Regions from separate parts of the Homo sapiens genome. Here all the other regions are linked to region 1. The links are chromatin loops, found by intact Hi-C in ENCODE. Cell type or tissue: Caco-2. All regions are shown on one strand.

Evidence for each region. Hi-C counts contacts between places; a loop is a spot of excess contacts. Peaks named below come from ENCODE experiments on the same cell type or tissue, not always from the same donor. Only the 100,000 strongest peaks of a DNase experiment are listed, where the experiment ranks them.
Region 2: it touches region 1 in a loop (7-fold over the local background); 2 of 110 quality-filtered maps call a loop at or near these places.
Region 3: it touches region 1 in a loop (2.9-fold over the local background); 2 of 110 quality-filtered maps call a loop at or near these places.

The regions. Positions count from the first base shown.
Region 1 is chr1:113,305,220-113,313,219 of GRCh38, forward strand. No RefSeq gene overlaps it. Among named protein-coding and RNA genes, the nearest start is that of MAGI3, 81 kb to the right of the region's middle. In Caco-2, no CTCF peak of the experiment used is centred here; a DNase peak (open chromatin) is centred at 3,382.
Region 2 is chr1:113,239,559-113,247,558 of GRCh38, forward strand. No RefSeq gene overlaps it. Among named protein-coding and RNA genes, the nearest start is that of MAGI3, 150 kb to the right of the region's middle. In Caco-2, no CTCF peak of the experiment used is centred here; a DNase peak (open chromatin) is centred at 3,103.
Region 3 is chr1:113,136,489-113,144,488 of GRCh38, forward strand. No RefSeq gene overlaps it. Among named protein-coding and RNA genes, the nearest start is that of LRIG2, 67 kb to the left of the region's middle. RefSeq lists a cis regulatory region at 4,038-4,938 and an enhancer at 4,318-4,487. In Caco-2, a CTCF peak has its summit at 4,198 (motif pointing right); a DNase peak (open chromatin) is centred at 4,233.

The DNA of each region.
Region 1 (8,000 bases):
TCATTTTTTATGGCTGCATAGTATTCCATGGTGTATATGTGCCACATTTTCTTAATCCAGTCTATCATTGTTGGACATTTGGGTTGGTTCCAAGTCTTTGCTATTGTGAATAGTGCCGCCAGTGCCATTTTAAACCAAACTTTCTGAAATCTGTACTCATAAATTCTCTGGCTAGTCTCATATTTTTGTATTTAATAAACAGATATCAACATCCCTCTGTTACTGATTTCTTGCCCTGTTTCAATGTTATAAAATTCTGGGATTCTAAATTTTAAAGTTGTTGACCAAATGAATGTATACTGGTTAGATTTACTTAACCTGGCTCTAGAAAAATTGAAATGAAGTTTGATTCCTGTGCGTGATCATTTTCAGAAATCATTCATTCATGTGGAAGGAAGCGTGGTACCAATATCTTTCACTCATCAGGCATTTTAACTACCAAAGATTTTGTTCAATGACTGAAAAATCAAATTAACCACACAGTTAACCGAGCAAATAACTGACAATTATATTATGAATTCCATAACACAGATAAAGTTAACAACAGTGTGAATTCAAATAACACACAGGCCAAGATACTCTTTCCCTTTGTATTATCAGTTTGGGGAAGAAACAGACAGAATGTGATAATCTGGTTAATTTGTCCCCACATCTCTGCTTCATTTTGCTCCTGAAGACCTTATGCTAGTGTTTGTTTTATGGTGGTGCAAACAATTCAAAATTTGGAAAGCTGGACTGTTCTTCACAAGTCACATCTTGAGCAACATGATTTCCAGCTATGCTCATTTGGTCTCAAATTCAATTGGTATGATCACTCCTAGATCCTGTGAAGAGCAAACAAGAATGTGGGTGTGTGAAAGCTCTTTGAAAAGTATGAAGAATTATAGGAATTTAAGGAGTTATTATTATATTATAAATGATATATCGAATTCTGCTAATCTCTCATTCTTTCTACTACTGTGGGTGTGGCAGCTCCAATAACTCTCTTCTGCAACTTCTTCAGATAAATGCTCAGTAAAGGGGCCGCATTTGATATTAAACTGAAAAACTGTAGACAGTAATTTTTCAGATACTACAGATAATTTTTTTTAAACCTGCAATTTCTACACCTACTATCTCCTTCTATTGAAATGATGTGTCAGCTCATTATATTAAATTCTAGCTTATTGGCCACTGGCTATATGCACAGTTATTGAACAGGGGCCCTCAAAAGGTCAGGTGAGAATATTATCAACATGGGAGCTGACTATTCTCATTAAGCCCCAGCTGGCTTTCTTGAGCAGATACAAAGAGAGAAATATGTGTCACAGACAGAAGAGCAATGGGAAAAAGGTGGTTCACCATTTGTGGAAACATAAGAGAGCACACTGCTTCAGTATAGGTAGAAAACATATGGATTTCCTCCAAAGCTTGAAAAACTTTTTAGGGATGAAAAGAGAAAATAAATATGTTTAACTCTCAAGAAAACTTTGCTGGCGAAAATAATCACAATAATTAGTCATTGCATCAAAAATGTAGTGTGAAAAGTAGCTCAGCTGGAACAATTGCTATTGTCCACCCCACTGACCTTTTAAGAAGCTTTATCTTGTAGTTAAATTTCATGTTCATCCCCCACACCATAACCTCGACTACTTTCAAGGGATCAGTTGTGACACACGTTTCTACACTAAGTTTATAAATATACACAGATGTGATAACAGGAAAGTCATTAGATTCACATCCAAATGTTGCAGCTACCTTAAAATAGCAGAGCATTTCTGTTACATTACTCTTTAATCAGTGTGATGTGTTTTTCTTTCTTTATTTATTTTTGTGTGATTTGTTTTTAGCTTTTCTAAGAGGCACTGATGTTGTAAAAGCACTCAGTATGTGGAAAACCAGTACAGTAATATTCTTCCCTTATCTGCAGGGAATACCTTCCAAGCCCCCCAGTGGTTGCCTGAAACCTCAGATAGTACCAAAACCTTCTATATACTATCATTTTTCCTATACATACATACATATAATAAAGTTTAATTTCTAACTTAGGCCCTGTAAGAAAGTCACAACAATAAGAACGAGTATAAGAATATATGTCAATAAAAGTTATGGGAATGCGATCTCTATCTCTCAAATTACCTTCTTGTTCTGTACTTACCTATTTTTGGAATGTGGTTGACCACCTGTAACTAAAACCACTGAGCGCACAACTGTGGGGTAAGCGGGGACTTCTGGAACTTCTAACTTGTATCAGGAGTCAGGACCTGATCCCTGAGGTACTTGAGATGAACTGTCTTGTCACCTTCCAGGCTCTCACACCCTAATCACCAATTCAACCCAAGTGATCCTAAGGGGAAGTAGAAGACTAATTCTCCTATGAAGGACTTTATGTTCCTCAAACTGAAAGGTCACTAAAGTAATATTAACAAAATCGAGGATCATAATGGTTACTTTAATGACAAGTCAAACTTTAATATTTTAAAGAAATTACCGTAATATTAAGATGTAGGGCCACATTAAGGGAACAGAACTGTTACAAAATTCTGAAGGAAATTGACTTTTTAGAAGAAAAGATCACCTTTGGCAAATGCCATATGACTTCCGTGTTCTTTTTTCACTGGTTAAGGGATGTTATTTTCATGTTTGCCAAGAAAAAATTTATCTTCCTTGTTAAATCCTGAAGAGTTAGTCAACTCTTATTCCATCACAGAGTTATTAGGAAACATCTAAAGCTTACAGTGGTGTGACTTGCAAAGTGATTTCCTAATACACTAACTTCAAAGGAACTTTGAAATCTCAGAATGTAAGAGCCAGCCCAGTGTTAATCCACCAAAGCACCACATAGTAGCCTGTTCGGGTTTGTTTTGATAGGTCTTTAACAAGCAGTCAAGCATTGAAGGTAGCATTCTGAAAAACACATTTCCCTATGCTATTCCTCTGATCTTTCTCTATGAAGGTGTCCTGTTTTATAACATGGAGAGCACAATGAAACTACCATTTTCATCTATACCTGCCAGCATATATCATCTTTAGCTTACTTTCCTGCTCTTTTAGGATCACAGCATAGAGATTCAGCTCTTCCCCCCAGCCAGGAAGGACTCTAGCCACAAAACTTGCTGGGTGGAAGAGATGATGTGAACACCTTTCTCCCTACCTATTACTCTTCCTTACGCCTCAATAGAAGAAAGAGTGGCAGAACAGGTGGCAAAATTTGTCAACTGTTACAAATCCCACTCCCCATACACAGGCGTCTGGGATGGAAAGAAAGATTATGCCCACTTCAAAGGGAACATATCTCTTCTTACCTTGCTGAAGAACCGTGAGTGAGTAATGATGTAATTGTTGTGGTTTCTTTATGGCCATACCCCATCTGGGCCACGTACCCTTTGAAGGTATGTGTACATTGACAAGGATGTAGGTGTTGGGGGTGTGTGTGTGTGTGTGTGTGTGTGTGTGTGTGTGAGAGAGAGACAGAGAGAGAGAGAGAGAGAGTGATTCTGTCTTTCCTACCCTGCATGAAACACATTTCTTTAACAGCTCTGCTCTCATATATATGTAAAATCTCCTAACTAGAAAATATCAGCCATTAAATTGCTCAAGGTCCTTTATTAAAAAATTTCTTTTCCTCTATTAAAAAACCCCTGTGACAAATTGTTCACAGAGTCCAGTGTCAGAAAGGGGTTGTTCTCATGACTAATTGGCCTGTTTGCTTCTATTGAAAAAATAAGTTATATAACTTATTTTTATATGTTTTTATATTTTATATTTATATTTTATATTTTATATAACTTATTTATATAACTTATATAAAAATAAGTTACATAACTCATCATATTTTCCTCTTTGCCTTGGTTACTAGGAGGCTAACTTTTGTGTACAAACACTATAGCTTTTTTCCCATGTTTTTGCTAAAATATAATTTTCAACTCTCTTTCCCTTCCCTGTTTTTGAGTAAATCTGATAAATCTGAATGTTACTGAAAACCAAAGTTTGCACAGTTTATAACAAATTAACAGTAACCACTTACATAAAATGTTCTATAATGTTAATGTGTAGTTTGCAGTACGGCCTTCTTACTTTTTCATGATACCTGCCCCATCCCCTTCCATCCCACATCTCTTTGTCTTTTTTTTTTTCCTTGAGATGCAGTCTCACTGTGTTGTCCAGGTGGGAGTGCAGTGGCACCATCTGGGCTCACTGCAACCTCCACCTCCCAGGTTCAAGCAATTCTCCTGCCTCAGCCTCCCAAGTACCTGGGACTACAGGTGCGCACCACCATGCCTAGCTAATTTTTGTGTTTTAGTAGAGATGGGGTTTCACCATGTTGGCCAGGCTAGTCTCCAACTCCTAACCTCGGTGATCTGCCCATCTCGGCCTCCCAAAGTGCTGGGGGGATGAGCCACTGCACCTGGCCCCACGCCTCTTTTTTAAAACTACAACAAGTCAGGAGATGTAATGCCTTCTTTGGACCATCGGATTCAGAAGGGTTACTTTGAGGAAAATTCTAAGAGATTCCCTTGATGATAAAGGGGTGTTTCCTTTTCAGCCTTCTTTTTCTCATTTTAATTTAGTAAACAGCACATTTGCCCATTAAAAGTTGTGTTTTCACTAAGAATCAAGTTAGATATTATTTTCTGCATTTGAAGTTGGACTCTACTTCTCAAAATTGGGCATTTGTGGGCTATTATAACTATCATATCCATAAACCCTTGTTTATCTCGGACTTTCTACATTTCAAATATTTTGATTTTTTTTTCCTATAGTAAGAATGTCACAGAAATGTTAGTAATGTGGTGTCCACAATACATCACACAAAATATCTCTTATTGTTGATTATGAGACAAAAATCCCAGGTCAAACTGTATATCCTTGTTTGGTGTCTAGAAAATGCGACCAACAGAATCCCAAGTTTTTAAAGGGGCATAATTAGAGGAGCTTGGAAAATGCAAACTGCTGTAAGAAAATAGCCGCGACCTACGGTAGGGTCTACTATAATAATAACAGAATCTAGGGATCAGGAGTCAGAGCAAGATGACCAAATAGAAGCCTCCACTGATCATCCTCCCTGCAGGAACACCGAGTTGAACAATTATCAACACACAAAAGCACCTTCATAAGAACCAAAAATCAGGTGAGCATCACAGTACCTGGTTTTAAATTCGTATCACTGAAAGAGGCACTAAAGAGAGTAGGAAAGACAGTTTTGAAATGCCAGTGCCACCCCGCCTCATCCCCTGGCAGCAGCCTCATGGCACAGGGAGAAAATCTGGGTACTTGGGGGAGGGAGAGCACAGGGATTGTGGGACTTTGTATTGGAATTCAGTGCTGCCCTGTCACAGAAACAAACAAACAAAACACCAGGTGGGTCTCAGCTGGCACCCATGGAGGGAACATTTCAACCAGCCCTAACCTCAGGGGAATTGTCCATCTGAGAAGTTGGAACTTGAATTCCAGCCACCCTTCATACCATGGGCTAAAGTGTTATGGAGTTCTAAATAAACTCGAAAGTCACTCTAGGCCACAAGGACTGCAATTCCTGGGCAAGTCCTGGTGCCGTGTGGACTTGGGGTGCACGTGACCTAGTGAGACACAACCTGGGGTGGCCAAGAGAATGGTTGTGCGACGCCTACCCCAACCCCAGGCAGCTCAGCTCACAACTCTGAAAGAGACTCCTTCTTTCTACCTGAGGGGAGGAGAAGGAAGAATAAAGAAGACTTTGTCTTGCAACATGGATACCAGCTCAGCCTCAATAGGATAGGACACCAGGCAGAGTCGTTACGGTGCTCATTTCAAGCCTTGGCACCCAGATATTTCTAGACACACCCTGGGCCAGGAGGAGACCTGCTGCCTTGAAGGGAAGGACCCAGTCCTGGCAGAATTTATTAACTGCTGACCAAAGAACCCTTGGGCCCTGAATAATCAGCAGGGGGTAGTAAGGCAGCATTTGTCATGAGCCTTGGGTGAGACTCAGAGACGTGCTAGCTTCAGGTGTGACCCAGCACATTTGCAGATCTAAGGACTACATGGAAGGACTCCTTCTGCTTGAAAAAAAGGCAGAGGGAAGAGTAGAGGAGTCTTTGACTTGAGCTTAGGTACCAGCTTGGTCACAGTGGGGAAGGGCACCAAGCAGGCTCTTATGGCCCCCAATTCCAGGCCTTGGCTCTAGGATGGAAGTTGTGGACTTTCCCTGGGCCAGAAGGGAGCCCATTGCCCTGAAGTGAGAGTCCTAGGCCTGGTGGCATTTACCAAAAGCTGCCTGAAGAGCCCTTGGGCCTTGAGTGAGCATCAGTGGTAGCTAGGCAGCATTTGCCACAGGCCTGGGGCAGCAGTAGCCATGGGGGGAGACTCCTCTGCTTGTGGAAATGGGAAATAAGAGGGGGAGGAATGCCTGTAATCCCAGCACTTTGGGAGGCCGAGGCGAGGGGATTACCTAAGGTCAGGAGTTCGAGACCAGTCTGGCCAACATGATAAAACTCTGTCTCTACTAAAAATACAAAAATTAGCTGGGCGTGGTGGTGGGAGCCTGTAATCCCACCTACTTGGGAGGCTGAGGCAGAAGAATTGCTTGAGGCCAGGAGGCGGAGGTTGCAGTGAGCCAAGATTGTGCCACTGCACTCCAGCCTGGGCGACAGAGTGAGACTGTGTCTCAAAAAAAAAAAAAAAAAAAAGAAAGAAAGAGAGACGGAAGGGCTTGCCTTATGGCTTGGGTGCCAGCTCAGCCACAGAACAATAGAGCACTAGGTAGATCCCTAAGGTTTCCAACTCTAAGCCCTGGCCTCCATACAGCGTCTCTGCACCAGTCTGGAGAGTGAGAAACTCACCACCCTGAAGGGAAGGACACAAGCCTGGCTGATTTCACTACCTGCTGACTGTAGAGTCCTAGGGCCTTGAGTGAATGTGGGTAGTAGTCAGGCAGTAGTTACGGTGGTCTTTTGGTGAGACCTAGTGCTGTGCTAGCTTCAGGTGTGGCCTAACACAGTCTCAGTGGTTGTGGCCACAGGAGTGCTTGTGTCACCCCTCCCACAGCTTCAGGCAGCTCAGCACAGAGAGATACTCCATTTGTTTGGGAGAAAGTAAGGGAGGAGTCTCTGCCCTGTAATTCAGAGAATTCTTCAAGATCTTATCCAAGACCACCAAGGCAGGACCTCTGTGAGTCTGCAAGAACCACAGCGTTACTGGGCTTGGGGTAACTTCTAATGCAGATATGGCTATAGTGATCAAAAACTTAGATCACCAAACCGAAGTCCGTTCAAATACCTGGAAAGCCTTTCCAAGAAAGACGGGTACAAACAAGCCCAGATTGCAAAGACTGCAATAACTACCTAATTCTTCAAAGCCTGGACATTGACAAGCATCCATAAGCATCAAAACCATCCAAGAAAACAGGACCTCACCAAACAAACTAAATAAGGCCACAGAGACCAATCCCAGAGAGACAGAGATATGTGACCTTTCAGACAGAGAATGCCAAATAGTTGTTTTGACAAAACTCAAAGAAATTCAAGATAACACAGAAAAGGAATTCAGAATCCTATCAGATAAGTTTAACAAAGAAATGGAAACAAAAAGAATCAAGAGGAAATTCTGGAGTTGAAAAATGTAATCAACATACTGAAAAATGCATCAGAGCCTGTTAAAGAGCAGAACTGATCAAGCAGAAGAAAGAATTAGTGAGCTTGAAGACAGGCTATTTGAAAATACACTGTCAGAGGAGACAAAAGAAAAAAGAATGAAAAAGAATGAAGCATGTCTACAAGATCTAGAAAACAGCCTCAAAAAGGCAAATCTAAGAGGTATTGACCTTAAAGAAGAGGTAGAGAGAGAGAGATAGGGGTAGAAAGCTTACGGAAAGGATAACAGAGAGGTTATCCCAAACCTAGAAATATTAATATTCAAGTACAGGAAGGTTATAGAAAACCAAGCAGATTAAACTCAAAGAAGGCCACCTCAAGGCATTTAATAATCAAATTCCCAAAGGTCAAGCATAAAGAAAGGATTCTAAAAGAAACAAGAGAAAAGAA
Region 2 (8,000 bases), 66 kb before region 1:
AACCACGTGCTCTGAGTTTTAATGTTGGCTATCAGGAACCAGGGTGGTAAAATGTCCTTGCTCCTTCAAGCCGCCCAGGGAAGATTACCCTATTAAATCTCCCAAACTTCTCTCAGGAGACAGAGAGGCATGGCAGTTGAGAGCATGTGCTCTGCAGTCAAGTCAGTCTGGGTTTGAATCCTGGGATCCTGAGCAGTCTCTTGACAGGCCTAAGCCTTCATTTCCACATGAGGAAAATGGACACAATAATATGTATCATACAGAGTTGTGAGAACTTACTGTCCATAGATTTTTTTTTACCTTATTTGGAATTTTTAATTTTTATGTAGTCTTCTAAATAAACAAGACAATGTAATCCACTTGCTTTGAATTTATATGGTTCTCAATTATTATTTTTTTCCTATGGGGCAGTGGCTCCTAGTAGGAAAAGACTAAAATAACACCTCAGCTTGAATCAGTTTATTGGATTAGCCAAGGAGTCAAGCAGTTTTTCTAGAAGGGTGGAATAGAGAAGTCCTAGAAGGGACTGGGGAGGAAAAGGATGGCTTCAGTGTCTACACATGAAGACAAAGGATTGTTTGCAGGGAAAGGAGATGCGAGGAGAGTGGGGTGTTTGAAAGGGAGAAGGGGCCACAGGACAGCAAGCAGAGAGGTGCAGAGGATAATTGTAGTTACCTCTACAACATTCTCAGGATTATTCCTTGGTGAACTATGATTTTAAAATGTTCTCAAAAGGACAATTAGAGAATTTCAGTCACTGTGACTTTTTCTTTCTCTCTCCACCCCACCCCTTTTCTATAGGTAATTTGCTTGAAAGCTGAAAAGGCCACCATGAAAGAATAAGATAGATGAGCGTGAGGTCTGCAGAATCCTTGCAATCTTGGGTTAAAAACTGTCTCAGTCATGTGGTCCGCCTGCCTGCCCAGGAATTCAATCACCTCAGTCATTTTCTTCAAGTAACCGTTATTACATTCCTTTTAAAAATAAACAACTTTAGGCTTCCCAGAATCCCTGATAGATGAGAGAGGAAATTTAGCTGTCAGTTGTAGGTGAAGACATCAAATTCATAAACAGAAAATTGAAAAAGAGAGGGCATATTCACTTCATGCTCTTCCCTAGACCTGTTAAAATAATGTGCATTGAACAAACATCAAAAATAATATGGCTGGGCGCAGTGGCTCACTCCTGTAATCCCAGTACTTTGGGAGGCCAAGGCAGATCATGAGGTCAAGAGATGGAGACCGTCCTGACCAACATGGTGAAACCCCGTCTCTACTAAAAATACAAAAATTAGCTGGGCATGGTGGCACGCAACCTGTAGTCCCAGCTCTTCGGGAGACTGAGGCAGAGAATTGCTTGAACCCAGGAGGCAGAGGTTGCAGTGAGCCGAGACCACGCCATTGCACTCCAGCCTGGGTGACAGAGTGAGACTCCATCTCAATAATAATAATAATAATAATAATAATAATAATACATGTACCATTGTGCCCTTTCACTCTGTGTTCACCTCATCAAAGCAAAAGCAAAGACCCTGCCTCTGAACTATCCCACAAAGCTGGCAATCTTCAATCACTGACTAGACTATGGGTTCATCTCATCATATTTACCTTTTTGTTTTTTTAGAGATTCTTCCCTGGTTTTTTTTTTTAGGGGTTAAATATTTTTCTTATGTACCAGGGATTTGGGTTTATTTGTTTTTAATAAAAGTGGTTCTTGGCATCTACAGATTGCTATTGTTGTTTTATGGCCAAATTCTCAAAAACCATGATAAAAGCATGTCCACAATGTTCATGTACGAAGCTAATATAACAAAATTTTTGCAAACAGTTCTGCAAAGCCATACATTCTTTTGTGTGCACCTGATTAAACAATAGTTAAATCCTTCTGTCTGGGGATGAGCCAGTGAAAACCAGCCTCAATTCTTACAAAGAACACTGGGGATGGCAAAGTGATTTCAAATTGTGTGCCAGCCCTGATCACTTGGTTTTCGTGTTTTGCTGGGAGCTTTATTGAGAAGCATTTTAAGGCTGGATTCCTGCTCATTAGGAAAAGTTCTATGATGAGTGATGTCTGCCTTAGGTGCAGAGTAGGAGAGTCATGCATGTTTGCCACTTACTTACGATTTTGACAGAAGATCTTTGACATTGAAAAATTTAGACTTTGTGGTTTTGACCACTTTTCAGCTGTCCTGAAAGTCCATGATGTATGGGCACAGGGAGAGGAACATCACACACCGGGGCCTGTCGGGGAGTGGGGGGGCTAGGGGAGGGATAGTATTAGGAGAAATACCTAATGTAGATGACAGGTTGATGGGTGCAGCAAACCACCATGGCACATGTATACCTATGTAACAAACCTGCATGTTCTGCACATGTATTCCAGAACTTAAAGTATAATAAAAAAAATTTAAAGTAAAAAAAAAAATGAAAGTCCATGATGTATAGTAATTTGGAAGTTTTATTGCAGATAAATGTTTATTTATATACATATAACATATATATATAACATATGTATATGTTATATATTAACATATATAATATATATAACAGGTAAATGTGATAGGTATATATATATATATATTTGAGGGAGAGTTCCTATTCCATGTATATCTTGATGCATAAGGATTACTCCAAATTGTGTTGCTTAAAACAATAACATTTTTAAAAATTTATTTATTTTATTATACTTTAAGTCCTGGGATACACGTGCAGAATGTGCAGGTTTGTTACATAGGTATACACGTGCCATGGTGGTTTGCTGCACCCATCAACCTGTCATCTACATTAGGTATTTCTCCTAATGCCAATAATTTTATTATACTTACAGATTCTGTAGCTCAGAAATTTGGAAAGAGCAAGGTGAGGACAGCTTCTCTTTGCTCCACAAAGTCTGGGGCCTTTGTTAAAAAGACTGAAAGGCTGCAGGTAACCCAATGGCTGAGGGCAGAGCCATCTAAAAGCTTGTCACTACTCACATGTCTGGCAATTAACGCTGAAGACCTAACAGTGGGACTTCAACGCCCCACCGGGGACTTTGGCCAGAACACCTACATGCAGCTGCTTGTGCTTCCCGATGTTCCAAGAAAACCATAAGGAAGAGGAAGCTATATGCCTTTTGTGACCTTGCCTCAGAAGTCACATAGTGTGCCATGGTCATAAAAACCTCCCAGATTCAACTGGAGGGAGGAACATAGGCCCCACCCTTCAATGGGAGGAATGCCAAAGTCACATTCTGTAAGAAGAGCGTGGAGGAGGAGGATATTGATGCAGCCACTTTCAGAAAATATAACCTGCCACAGTCATTGGGTGAATGAGCCAGTCATTTCATTTCAATACACTTTGTAGTTTTTTCTGTTCCCACAACAATTACTTGCCTAGAGTAATAAAAACTTGATTTTCGTGTGAAAAATGGTTAACAATAAGAAATCAAAATCAAACTTCAAGGAAAAGTTCAAAATTCTTAAATTACGGTATGAAAACCTGTATAGTAAACCACTGATGAGGAAATAAAATTCAGAAGAAAGTCATTTGCCTTTATATTCATTTTAATCTTTGCAAATATGAGGTTTTGCTAATGGTTTGTCTCCCTAGATAACATCATAATGGTGACAAACCAGACATATCCATCTAACTTAGGGTTTCTCAACCCTGACACTATGATTCTTTGTTGTCTGGGGCTGTCCTATGTTATTGCAGGACATTTAGCAGCATCTCTGGTTTGTATCCCTTCCCCCAATCGTGGAAACTGAAAATGTCTTCAAACATCGCCAAATGTCCCCTGGGGTGCAAAATCTTCTTCAGCTGAGAATTGCTGCTATATGAGGCTGCAAATATATTCTCCAAAATTTGTTTCCTAAGACACTCTTAAGAGGTTTGCATAATATGTTTTTTTGAAAGTTTGCATTGCCTGATGCTATAGGAACCTCTATAGTTCATAATCATTTAACATGTGGCGTTCATTCAATATACTAAGTCTCTAGTAAACTGAGTCTTTTTCCTGTTAACAACATTCATTCTGAGGGGCAGAAGCTCCTCCTCTACTGATAAGACTAGAGGATTAAGTCAGGCAGAATAATTTAAGTGAAAGAATAATGAGGATATTAATGTCTTGGCTCATCCTACCTGAGAATGCGTGGGTGTGCCGTTGGGGGGAGTTGCAGCTGCACATACTCTTCCCCATCACCCACCCATCACAACCTACCCCTCCCACTTTCCAGAGAGAAGGTGTGAGTGGAAATAAAAAGCAGTGTGGTGATCACTTTATTTCTTGCATTCACAATTTGCTAGGGGCTGAGAGTGAACACTGAGAAGGTGTGAAAACAAGGAACAATTTCTGCACTGGGGTGTTACAACATTTAAGCTACAAGGTGCAGGGTAGAGTGCAGAATCACTGCATGCACCTTAGGTGGAAACCAAACCCTTTCCTGTAGACTCATGGGTATTTGAACTTGTTTGAATTTCAGGATTGAGTGGCAATAGGGATGGTATGTATAGGCGGTTCTCAGTTTATAGATAAGTGGATTCTGAAATCCACTGTTGAAATCAGCAGTGCATTTTGCATAGGAAAATAATGTTATAATATGCTAGTTATGCCCCTAGACCAGTTGAGAAAAATCCTACTTAACTCCTTTGGTGCAGTGCCATGGTTCTAAAGAACATAATCACCATGTCTAACGGTGCTTCTCAGGACAGTTGCATTCAGATTTCTAACATGGGATGCCAGAAGTTTGAGACAGAACCTGCTGACTGGCCTGCAGCCCATACTCATTGCAGCCAGTGCTCATGGCAGGCCAGTGCTCCCTGCAGGCCAGTCAGCAGGCGTTCTTTCCAACTTCTCTTTAATTCAGTAAGGTTTACCTGAAAAAAATAATGTGCCAGGCAGGCTATAGGTGTTGGGGGTTAAAAAAGAGGTATTCCTGTTTTTAAGAGGCTGAACTGCCAGCCTGTGCCATTCTTCCCTCTTGTACACATCGTGTACACATCAGGAGAAAACAAACTCCCTTTCAAACCTGGAAGTGACCTTCAAGACAGCCTGAAAGGTTGGAGCTCTTACAGGAGGAGGTAGTGAGGGAGATGGATCTGGGGACTTCTGCTTTTATTTTCTGTCGTTTGTCAGGGCCTTTGACTAGTGTTCCTGTCCTTCCTAATAACCAGCTACTGCAGAACAGAAGGTAACTTCACAGTTTCTCCCACTCCTCTAGTTCCTGAAAAATACAAATATTTGTGGAAAGCTGTTTTACCAACACAGGGATGGGGTGGATTTTGATCCTCATTGTCTCCATTCCCTGCTGACTACTGAGAATAAGCAAGAGGTGGCCTAAGGTTCAGGAAAGTGTCATTGCAAAGCCGATGCCAAGTTTTTAGGCATTGTAGTGTGGAAATTCCCTTTTGTAATGGTACTCTTCAAGTACACTACCAGGTAAGCTATTTCAAAGGTCACAGAAGGGAAAGACTCATAGGTCAAATTAAGATGCTTCAATAACAGGGTTTATTAAATCCATTTAAAACTTACAGCAAGAAGCAAGAGGAAAGAAATGAGATGTTAACACTCAGGGTAGGGTGCACGTGGGTAGAAGGAGCACACTATCTCATTCCTGGGTTATGCGATGCTTCTGCCTTCTGTCTCTTTTGCAGTGACAACAGCCTTGCCTTATGATGGGGAGGTTAGAGAACTACAGTTGAGGGAGGCTAGTGATAGTTAATCACATGTGCCAACTTGGTTAGGCCACAGTACCCAGATAGCTACTTAAATATCATCCAATATATTTCTGTGAAGGTATTTTTGGATGGGATTAAGATTTAAATCAGTAGACTTTGAGTGAAGCAGTTTGCCTTCTATACTGTGGGTAGGCCTCATCCATTCGATGGAACGGAGTCCAAAGTCAGTCATTCAGGTAGAATTCCCTGTCTCTCAAGGGAGCTTTGTCAGCAGACTGACTTTGGATTCTTCCCTGGGTCTCCAGCCTGCTGGCCTACCCTCCAGATTTTAGGCTCGCACAAAGCCTCCCCAATCATGTGAGCTGATTCCTTAAAGTCCCTCTCTCCCTCTCTCTTTCTCCACATTCTGTGGATTTCTCTCTGGTGTCACAATTCCCCCATTTAGGTAGGTCTGACATCAAGTACCCTTTGTGCAGTCATGGTGGTAGGGTGGAGAATTAAGGAACAGGACAGAAAGGGAAGGGCAGCCTGCCTCCCATCACCCACTGGACTGGGAGAGGGAGAGATATCCTCTCAAGGTGTCTCTGCCTAGGAGATCTAGGCACAGATGTGGGCAGAGCCATGAGCGGCAGAAGAGGCACCTGCCAGGTGGATGATTCGGGGGCCATCCCTGGGATAAAGGGAGACAAATGTCCTCATTCTCAAAAATAACAAACCTGACTATCTTAATAACACATTTTGAGTTTCTCCTGAAGCTAGTTTTCTTCCTTTTTGCTTCCACCTCTGCTATGGTTTGAATGTGTCCCTCAAAGTTCATGTGTTGGAAATTTAATCCCCAATGCAATCGTGTTTGGAGGCGGAGCCTAGTAAGAGGTGATTAGTCATGAGGGCTCTAGACTTCACGAATGGATTAATGTTCTTGTCACAGGAGTAGGTTAGTAATCAGAAAAGTAGGGTGGTTATAAAGTGAGTTTGGCCCCCCTTCCTATCTTGCTCTCAAGCGCTCTCTTGTTCTTCTGCCTTCTGCCATGGGACGATGCAGCACAAAGGTCCTTATCAGATGCCAACTCCATGCTCTTGGACTTCCCAGCCTCAGAACTAAATACATTTCTGTTCATTATAATTTACCCAGTCTGTGGTATTCTGTTATAGTGGCAAAAAATAGACCAGACTAAGACAACCTCCTAGAACCTGTAAGAAAAAGGAAAAAACACACAAAGCTAATAGTAGTTGGTCTTAGACTATACAGAGAGCTAGACTGAGATTCATCTGAATATTTGAGGAAAGTTCAAACTCAATGAGGCGTCAAGGCATTTTTGGCACAGAAACAAGATGAGGCCTCACCTTGGTGGCCTTCCCCTCCCCCCTTGCTGTCACAGGTCCTGTCTCAGGTGACCCAGGCCCTACTAGTTCCCTCCCCTCTGCTGGAGTGGAACCCTATGCTGGTTTCCTTTATCACATGCTGTCACTGCCTGACTCCTTAGGTGCCCCCACCACTGCACTGTAGTTTATTGAAGTCAAGAAGCAGGACTTTTGCACCACTTAGCACAATGCCTAGCACATAGTCAGCACTCAAAAGAAATTTGTTTAATGAATAAATGACCCAGCACCAGACCAATCTAGAATGAGATGAGAAGCAGGACATAAGGATGGGAGCCCCAGGCAGACTGAAAGTTAGCTGTCAGGTAAGGAACAAAGGGAAAAACATCACTGTTGGAGACCGCTGAGGCCACACAGCTGAACAGCTAGTTCCCATGAAGGTAACAGGCATATAAAGTAGGGGGCAACCTTTATTAGAAAAGAAAAATTTCTAACTCATATGCAGAGAGGCAGACAATCTTATCAAACAACCAAATGTCAGATCTCAAATATTTACACACTATCTTGCCATGGAACATGTTTTTCCACCAGGGAAACTGGTGAAACTCCGTTCTACCATGTGCTGTTGCCAGAGCAATATTCCCAAAATGTGCTCAAGAGCCTTCCATGCAGTATTTGCTTACTGTAGGTGGTCACAACATTTTTGAGAATCTGATGAAAGCTATGGTCTTCCTAGAAAAACATACCCAAATTTGCATTCAATTATAGGGGGCAGTGGTTTAGCCCACCCCCGCTCTGGTGGTCTCCCATTTCCTCAAATAAAATCTATCCCTTGCTCCTCTGCCTCTTCCCCACCTGGCTTTGGAGTGACACTGTCCCAGCCATTCTGCTCTTTTTCCCACGCCCCAAACACACCTTGTGGCTTTCCCACATTTGAACTTGGAGTCAAAGATCCTAAAGTTCTTTTAAGGTGCCCTGGGGACAGGAGCTGGGCCCCCACAGTCCACTCATGGCCAGGGCAAC
Region 3 (8,000 bases), 170 kb before region 1:
AAACTGGATTTTGAAATCAATATGTAGAATCTCATATGTGGAATGACTGGCTGCTCATGAGTTATACTCAAAATTAAGTAGTTTAATTTTGTCTCTTTTCTAAATGCTCCATCAAAGCCAATGTGAATTTCTCTGTCTTGAAAACAGTAGGTATGTGGTTTAAGGTCAGCAGTTATAGAGGCTAGTTTGAATTATTTATTCTTGGCAAGCTCCAGAGGCAAGCACTCGGGTATATGTTCCATGCCAGAAACAGCTAGTGCAGAAAGAAACAATTGTCATCAAATAGTGAATTATTGCTACCTCCATGGTTTTGTTCTTTATACATGTAACCTGGGGGTGGCTCAGGGACCACACAGATAGGCTCTTACTAAAAAGGAACTTAAGGTTAAGTTCTTTTTTAGGTGTGTGAGGTTGAGTGTTTTGACTTTTGGAGAAGCACAAAATCATCATCAGTTGCAGGTCTGGGGGAAAGCAGTGCATCATGTCGGCAGGAGCGTTACCTTTTGGGCCCCACTCCTGCACGTGCACCAGCTTTCTCACACCTTTTCCAGACCTCAGTCACTTGTCTCACCCGCCAAATGTGTACCATTTCCCGAAGTGCCCCTGAGTGCAAAAGACTATAAAACCCAGGGAGGAGAGGAGAAGTTTGAAAACTACCTCATGTCTTCCCCTGTTGAAAGCTGCAGTATTTTTGCGTTTGGGCAGCCTTTATTTAGAGAAGGCCCTAAGACTTTTCTTAGTTCAGTGAAGGGATTTTGTAAAGATAAATCCCAATTTACAGAAATGACTGTTCATTTTGACCAGAAGTCCTTTCCTGTGTCTAATTTAAGTTCTATCTGATGTAAGACTTGTTAGTGAAATGGTTACTGAGGCTGGTGGAAGAATTGAAGAACAGCATTTCTTCTGCAGCTCTTGAATGCAGGGGTGTGGCTTTTAGAAGGTCTTTGGCTACAGAAACAAACCTGTTCTGTTTTCTTTCTCTCTCCATTAAGCCAGAACGTTTCCTTTCTCATTGCTCTTCCTACCTTTCTTCCAACCCCCAATAAAAGAGTTTGGGCAAAAGAACTAGAAACTAAACTCCCAAGTCTCCAGTTTGCCATCCATGGTGGGAGTTCCATGGCTAGGCAGGGGCTGCCAATTTACTGCAGAGACAGCTGGCTACATATATGAGGATTCCTTGTGGTAAGCCAAAGTCCTTGGGCCCTGCATTTACTATAAGGTTTTTAAAAGTGAGTGATTCAGAGCACTGCCTTTGACGGTGAACAGAGCTGGACTCCAGTCCTACCCCCACTTCTTAACCAGTTGTGGGAGTTTAAGCCAGTTTCTTAGAAGCGTTGTGCCTCGTTCCCCTTATCTGTAAAATGGAAATAGTCATGCTTACCTTATATGTTTGTTGAGATAATTAGATAAGCTGATGCATATAAAGTAATAAGCACAGTGCCCAGCACAGTGCTCAACACATTTTGGCTGCTATTAGCTATTGTTATGGGCACTCAGAATGGAGCACCCTCTTCCCACTCCCTTCTCTATCTGGGACAATTCAAGATGGGGCATGGGGAATGTTAGTAGCGAGAAGTAACCCCAGTGAGCTATTTTAGGGCTAGCCCTAGAGACTGGGATTCCTAGTTGGATTTTGCTTAGAAACAACATACAATGTTCTGAAACTATGATTAAATGAAAAGTGCAGGCCAGGCATGGTGGCTTATGCCTGTAATCCCAGCACTTTGGGAGGCCAAGGCGGGTAGATCACCTCAGGTCAGGAGTTCAAGACCAGCCTGACCAACATGGTGAAACCCCGTCTCTACTAAAAATACAAAAATTAGCCAGGCATGGTGGTTTGTGCCTGTAGTCCCAGCTACTCGGGGGACTGAGACAAAAGAATCACTTGAACCCAGGAGGTGGAGGTTGCAGTGAGCCAAGATCACACCACTTCACTCCAGCCTGGGCAACAGAGCAAGACTCCGTCTCAACAAAAAAAAAAAAAAAAGAAAGAAAACTTCATTCAGCTAGAGTCTATTGGACTTGGATTCTGAGCAGTTCTGCCCCTCACTGACTGTGTGATCCTGGGAAGTCTTGATGTCACCTGATGTCTCCCCATCACTGTCCCCATTGTGTCTTTGTTTCTTCCAATTGGTTTATGGTGGTTCTTTTTAACTTTCCCAGGAGAGGACTCCCTTTACCTGGAGAACAATAATGACAAAGTCTTGTAGGAGGTTTTATAGGGGACAAAGAGCCTGTCTGGCTTAAATGAAGAGAATGAAGTAGGAAACAGTCAAGAGAAACCTTTTTGTTTGATTGAGAAGTTTTGACCCTCCCAGAAAGTATATAGTGTTAACTGACCAACAATGAGCATCATTCCTGAATGAGGGTTGTCCTTGGCCCACTGATTCCACCTATAGTGTAGTTCCAGTGGTTGTGTAGGAATTCATGCAACAATCTATGGCAAACTGAATTACTTCTCAGATAATTTTCTTTAGGACTTAGTATGTTGGCTTCATGCCAAGGGGAATGGCAGTATTGGGAAAACTGCAGATGTTCTGGAAGCAGAGCACTTGAGTTCAAATCTTGACTACTCCTCTTACAGGCAAATTACTAAATTTCTTTTAGCCTCTGTTTCCTTCTCTGCATGACAGCAATGATAGTACTTACTTCACAAGATTACTGTGAGCACCAAGTGGAATCATTTCTGCTGGAGAGAAGGAAACACTTCAGTTTTTAGAAGTCTAACTTATTTGGGTGGATGGGTAAAGGAAATGGCAATTTCATTTCCTCTGGGCCCTTTGGCCGATCAATGGACTGAACTTTATCCTTGGGGAACAGCTGTGGCTTTTTCATAAATTCAAACATCAGTCTAATTTTCCCAAGGTTCCTCCAGGTTTACTCTAAAGGGAGCCCCTTCTTTGAATTGTTGTTGGTCTGAAGAGGGACCAGCAGCTGCTTGCCTGCAAAAATGTATTGCAGCCTCTGTGGGCATTCCCTGGACACTGCACACACTGCTATCCCCAAGCAGTCACAAACTAGGATGCTTTGATAATGAGAGTTTGAATATTTTATGTATCTTGTTTTCCAATTATACTTAAGAATTCAATAAGCTGAGTAGTGGGAAGCTGAATTACTAGACTGGCAAAGGAATGAACAGAAAAACCTAAAAAATTTAAAAAGAGGATTAAGAAAACTGTCCTTGCTCAGTTTGGGAGCCTGGCTTACTTTTCTTAGTACTCTGCTGTTCCTGATACTGTTCAAGCTGGGGCACTGAAGATCTGGAACCATGTAGCTTGGATTTTCTTCAGACCAAAATACCTCGATGCTCATTTTTTTTTCTTTTTTTTTTTTTTTTTTGAGACAGAGTCTCACTCTGATGCCCAGGCTGGAGTGCAGTGGTGCGATCTTGGCTCACTGTAGCTTCTGCCTCCCGGGTTCAAGTGATTCTCGTGCCTCACCCTCCCAAGTAGCTGGGATTACAGGCACCTGTCACCACATCCGGCTCATTTTTGTATTTTTAGTAGACAGACGGAGTTTTGCCATGTTGGCCAGGCTAGTTTTGAGCTCCTGACCTCAGGTGATCTGCCCGCTTTGGCCTACCAAAGTGCTGGGATTACAGGCGTTGAGCCACCATGCCCGGCCTTGATGCTCATTTTGAACTATCAACTTACCTTCGATGCCTTTGTAGACTCATCCAACTACTTCCCAATAAATGGTCCAGGATTAATGGGTATTCATGTTCAGTGTAGGGCATCTAATTCCAGAAATGTAAGCCAAATTAGCAAACTCTCCTAAAAAGGACATCCTATCTTCTGCTGAGCTGTCTTCCCAAGCTAGCCAACGTGTCTGAATTTGGGCATGAAAGAAGAGGAGCAGATGGGCTGGGGTCTGACATGCAGGGCAAACTGGAGGGTTTTCTTGGCATATTTGTTCTTCAAATCTAGACTTTAGAATATGTGAGAAACAGTGACATTCTCACATTGGTCCCAAGCCATGGAGGAAATCCTGCCCCATTGAGAAGTGGAGACATTTCAGCCCTTGCATATCTCATCAGCAAACCACAGGGTTGGTGAAGGGACTGATGGAGTCCTTTTAAAGGTCTTGTGCCATTTTCTTGCCTTTTTATCTTTTTGTTCAAAGATAACTCTTGTTTTGTTTTCTATCTTGAGGCAAAATTGAAAACTTGGCCTACACATTGGTTTGGGCTAGAACTGGCCTCTAGGTGGCGATTCAGTACAGAGAATGGTGGTGGCTGGCGTCACCTCGAGCCACCATTTCTCAGAGATACCATTATATAAGGGGATTCATGAGAAATCGGGCATCACAATAGAGGGACAGCTTGGCCTTTGTCACTTTTCAAGCTGGGATCCTGAAGAGGTTGGGGTGCATGGGGAGCAGCGAAAGCACCTAGTCTCAAGCAACATAACACGAGTTTAAGGCCCCCACTAGGACGGAGTCCAGAGTAGTCTGGCAACGGTTGCAAGGTTTGGACTTGGCCTGCTAGGAGAGTGAGCCCTGAGCTTCAGGCTTGGTTCCCTCACTCCTGTGAGGCCTCACTCAGGCTCACAGCCCCTGATGGAGCACTCAGCTTGGCGGCTGCCTGCCCGAGGTCTCCAGAAAAGGCAGCCAGCTCCTAGTTGAAGTCCTCCCACTTTACTTCCCCTTCCTTCCCCCTGCCACTCCCTCTCTTCTCCTTCACCCCTCCTTCCCTTCTGCCTCCCGTTCCCTCTGCTTCCTCCTTCTTCCCCCTCTTCCCCACCTCCTCACACACCCCATTCTCACCTTCTGCTATTTACAAAGCCCTTTCCCCTGTATGATCTCATTTGCTGCTCACAGACTCCTAGGGAAGAGGGACAGGTTGAGCCCTCCCTCACTCCCTGGCACACTTTGAGGACACAGTGCGGAAGTGCTTATAAAGATCCCGTTATCTGACTGTCACCACCAGCAAATAGTGAGTACCTTAGGGCAACTATTGAATTCAAATTAGTGCATGTTGCTTGGCATGGAGGAGGTCTCAAAATTATTTACTGAATGAATAAATATTTATAGTTGCAAAGAACTGAATCAAGGGACAGTAGGTGGTAGAGTCCATTCTAGAAGTTAGGCTTCATACTTGTAGGACCTACGACATTGCTGCACTAGGTACTAAATATGTCACCATTTTCTAGTAAAAAATACAGTATGTAAGTGCATAAAGGGACCCATGCAGAACTGTTTGCATATCTGGCTCTCAACCACATGAAACTACTCTGGCACCAGTCTGCTGTCTGTCAGGGGACACTAGGAGCTGTGGGTGGATCTAGGGGAGCAGCTGGCCTTTCTGAGGCCTTCCTTAAAGTATGGGATAGACACTGGGCCCCTCAGCTATCAAAACCCTTCTGTCTTTAGCTGATCTAACATATTGAGATAAAAAGCACCACCCAGTTATTACTCATCCCACTCCATTCCAATCCATGAATCAGCACTTTTTGTTTTTTGCTTAAATGTACATATTTCAGGCAGTTTAGGACTCTGCGATGAGACTATATAGGTTCAAATCCTAGCTCTACCACTTCCTAGCTGTTGAGGCTTGGGTAGGTCATTTAACCTCTTTGTGCCTCTATTTCTCATCTTTTAAATGATAAGAGTATTTAACTCATAACATTACTGTGGGGATTTAGAGAGTTAATATATAGAAAACAATGAGAACAATGCCTGGCAATAAGTCAGAGCTAGGAAGTGTTCACCCAATCTCTCGTTACGGTTTCCTGGGTTTGAGAATTGGTTTGTGTTCAACTGATGGAGGCACTTCATGATTTTGTAGAATTCCCTGGAATGCTCTCATTTTAGCTGTGAGGTTTCAACATTTTCCCACTCAGTTACAGCTTTCTTGAGGCCTAAAGAAGACAGGAAGCAACTTGAAGTGTATTTTTCTGCTAATGAGGGCTGTGGCATTTGTTTCATATACAGCATCCCCAGGTGGCTCCAGACAGAATTCAAGGGCTTTTTTCTCTACGGCAGTGCTTACCACTTAACACACAGTAGGTATTAAATAAATGCTTGTGCCAGAAAGAGAGGAAGGAAGATGCAGTACAGAGGAAAACATTAATTAGTACATAGTAGTTTACACGGACAAGGTCCCAATGGGGTATACACTTGTTCCCTAAGATCTACTGACTAAGCATGAACATCACCAAGGAAATGCGATCAACTCAGAGGAGAAGGAGGGGGAGGAGAAGAGAGAAGAAACTGGAGCAGCCTGTTACCTGACCGAAGATATCAGGCTTTCCATTGCAAATGGTTCCATCAGCTCAGGCCAAGTGGAAAACCTTGCCGCTGCTCTGGGACATCCAAGGCATCTCCAATTGCTGTCTGCCCCAGAGTTTCATCCTTCCAGGGGTAGTTTGTCACTTGTTTTGTAGCCTCTATGGTACTCTTTCTTATGGCTAAAGACCAGCTAGCTCACCAGACATTTCTGTGGGTTTTGGCAGGAAATAGAGATGGGAGGCAGACAATGCTCTAGGGCGGTTCTTAGGAGAAACTTTTCTGACCTTGGCAGTCTTACTCCAATTTTCATGCCAAATTAGACTAATAATAGATCCTCACCCACAACCCAAATCCTCTAGCCTGAAAGGCTTAGAGTAGACAGAATGCAACTAGAAACTACTCTATGTTCTATAAGGGAGTTGAAACAGAGCTTTTCTAGTGAACACATTAGCTAATCAACTAGGTCACTGATGGTAAGGACTGTCTCAACTGCATGCCAACTCTGATTGATGGATAAAGCCTGCCTGGGGAATTGTATTGAGTTGGATTCTGAGTCTCCATCATCACATCTAGGCCCCAGAGGCAAGTGCTGTAATTCACCAACAATGTCTGTCACAGGTGCAGGAATAGGGAGTAGCCCCAGGAGGCATAGATACATACCTGCTCCAGGAGGCTATTTGGAGTTAGGAAAACAAAGATGGTTGAATGGTCAACTATGCTCATTTAATTAAATCATGATAGACCTTGAGCAATTCAACTCTTGAGGAAAATGTGGTATCAGCTCAGGAAAGAAGAAAAAGAAGGAGTAAGAGTGGTGATAGTGGAGTGTTCCCGTTCCATAGCTCTGTAGAGCCTTCTCAGTATTTAAAAACAGTCAGATTGGACTGGGCACAATGGCTCACGCCTGTAATCCCAGCACTTTGGGAGGCCAAGGCAGGCGGATCACCTGAGGTCAGGAGTTCGAGACCATCCTGGCCAACATGGCAAAACCCCATCTCTACTAAAAATACAAAAATTAGCTTGGCATGGTGGCAGGCACCTGTAATCCCAACAACTCGGGAAGCTGAGGCAGGAGAATTGCTTGAACTTGGGAGGGGGAGGTTACAGTAAGCTGAGATGCAGCCTGGGTGACAGAGCGAGACTCCATCTCAAAATAAATAAATAAATAAATAAATAAATAAATAAATAAATAAATAAATAAAATAAATAAAATAAAATCAGATTGAGAGGTAGCAGGTATGACAACATTAGATAGTTATTTTGAGTTGCAGTTCAAGACCTGGGAAGCTCTTGAAATAGATAGTTAAGCCGCTGGCAACCAGAAGGAAGGGCAGAGAGAGTGTTTCCCAAACTGAGTACCGTGAATCACTTAGTATCCATGAGATGTTTGTAAATATTTTGCCATGAAACATAGGCAGTGGTGGGGAGGGGACTTCCATGGTTATTCAAGTTTGGGAAACCTGTCAAAAAAATTCAGCAAAGTAAATTGTAGCCCAAGGAGGCTCTTGGCCTGAGGGAGTTATGGAAGAGAAATGTAATAAGCTAAGAAAGCAAAAGTGTAGGTGGGGTCAGGCTCTGAAAGGCCTTGAATGACAGGATGAGGGCTTTCGTTTTGATTGGGAGGCATGGAGGATTTGTGGGCAGGAGAAGTGATACATTCAGGGCTGGGGGTTAGGAAAATAACTGTACCATGAAGATTGAATAGAGAAGAGACTGGAGGTCAGAAGACTAGTTAGAAAGGTGTTATATGGTCCAAACAAGACACGCTAGCA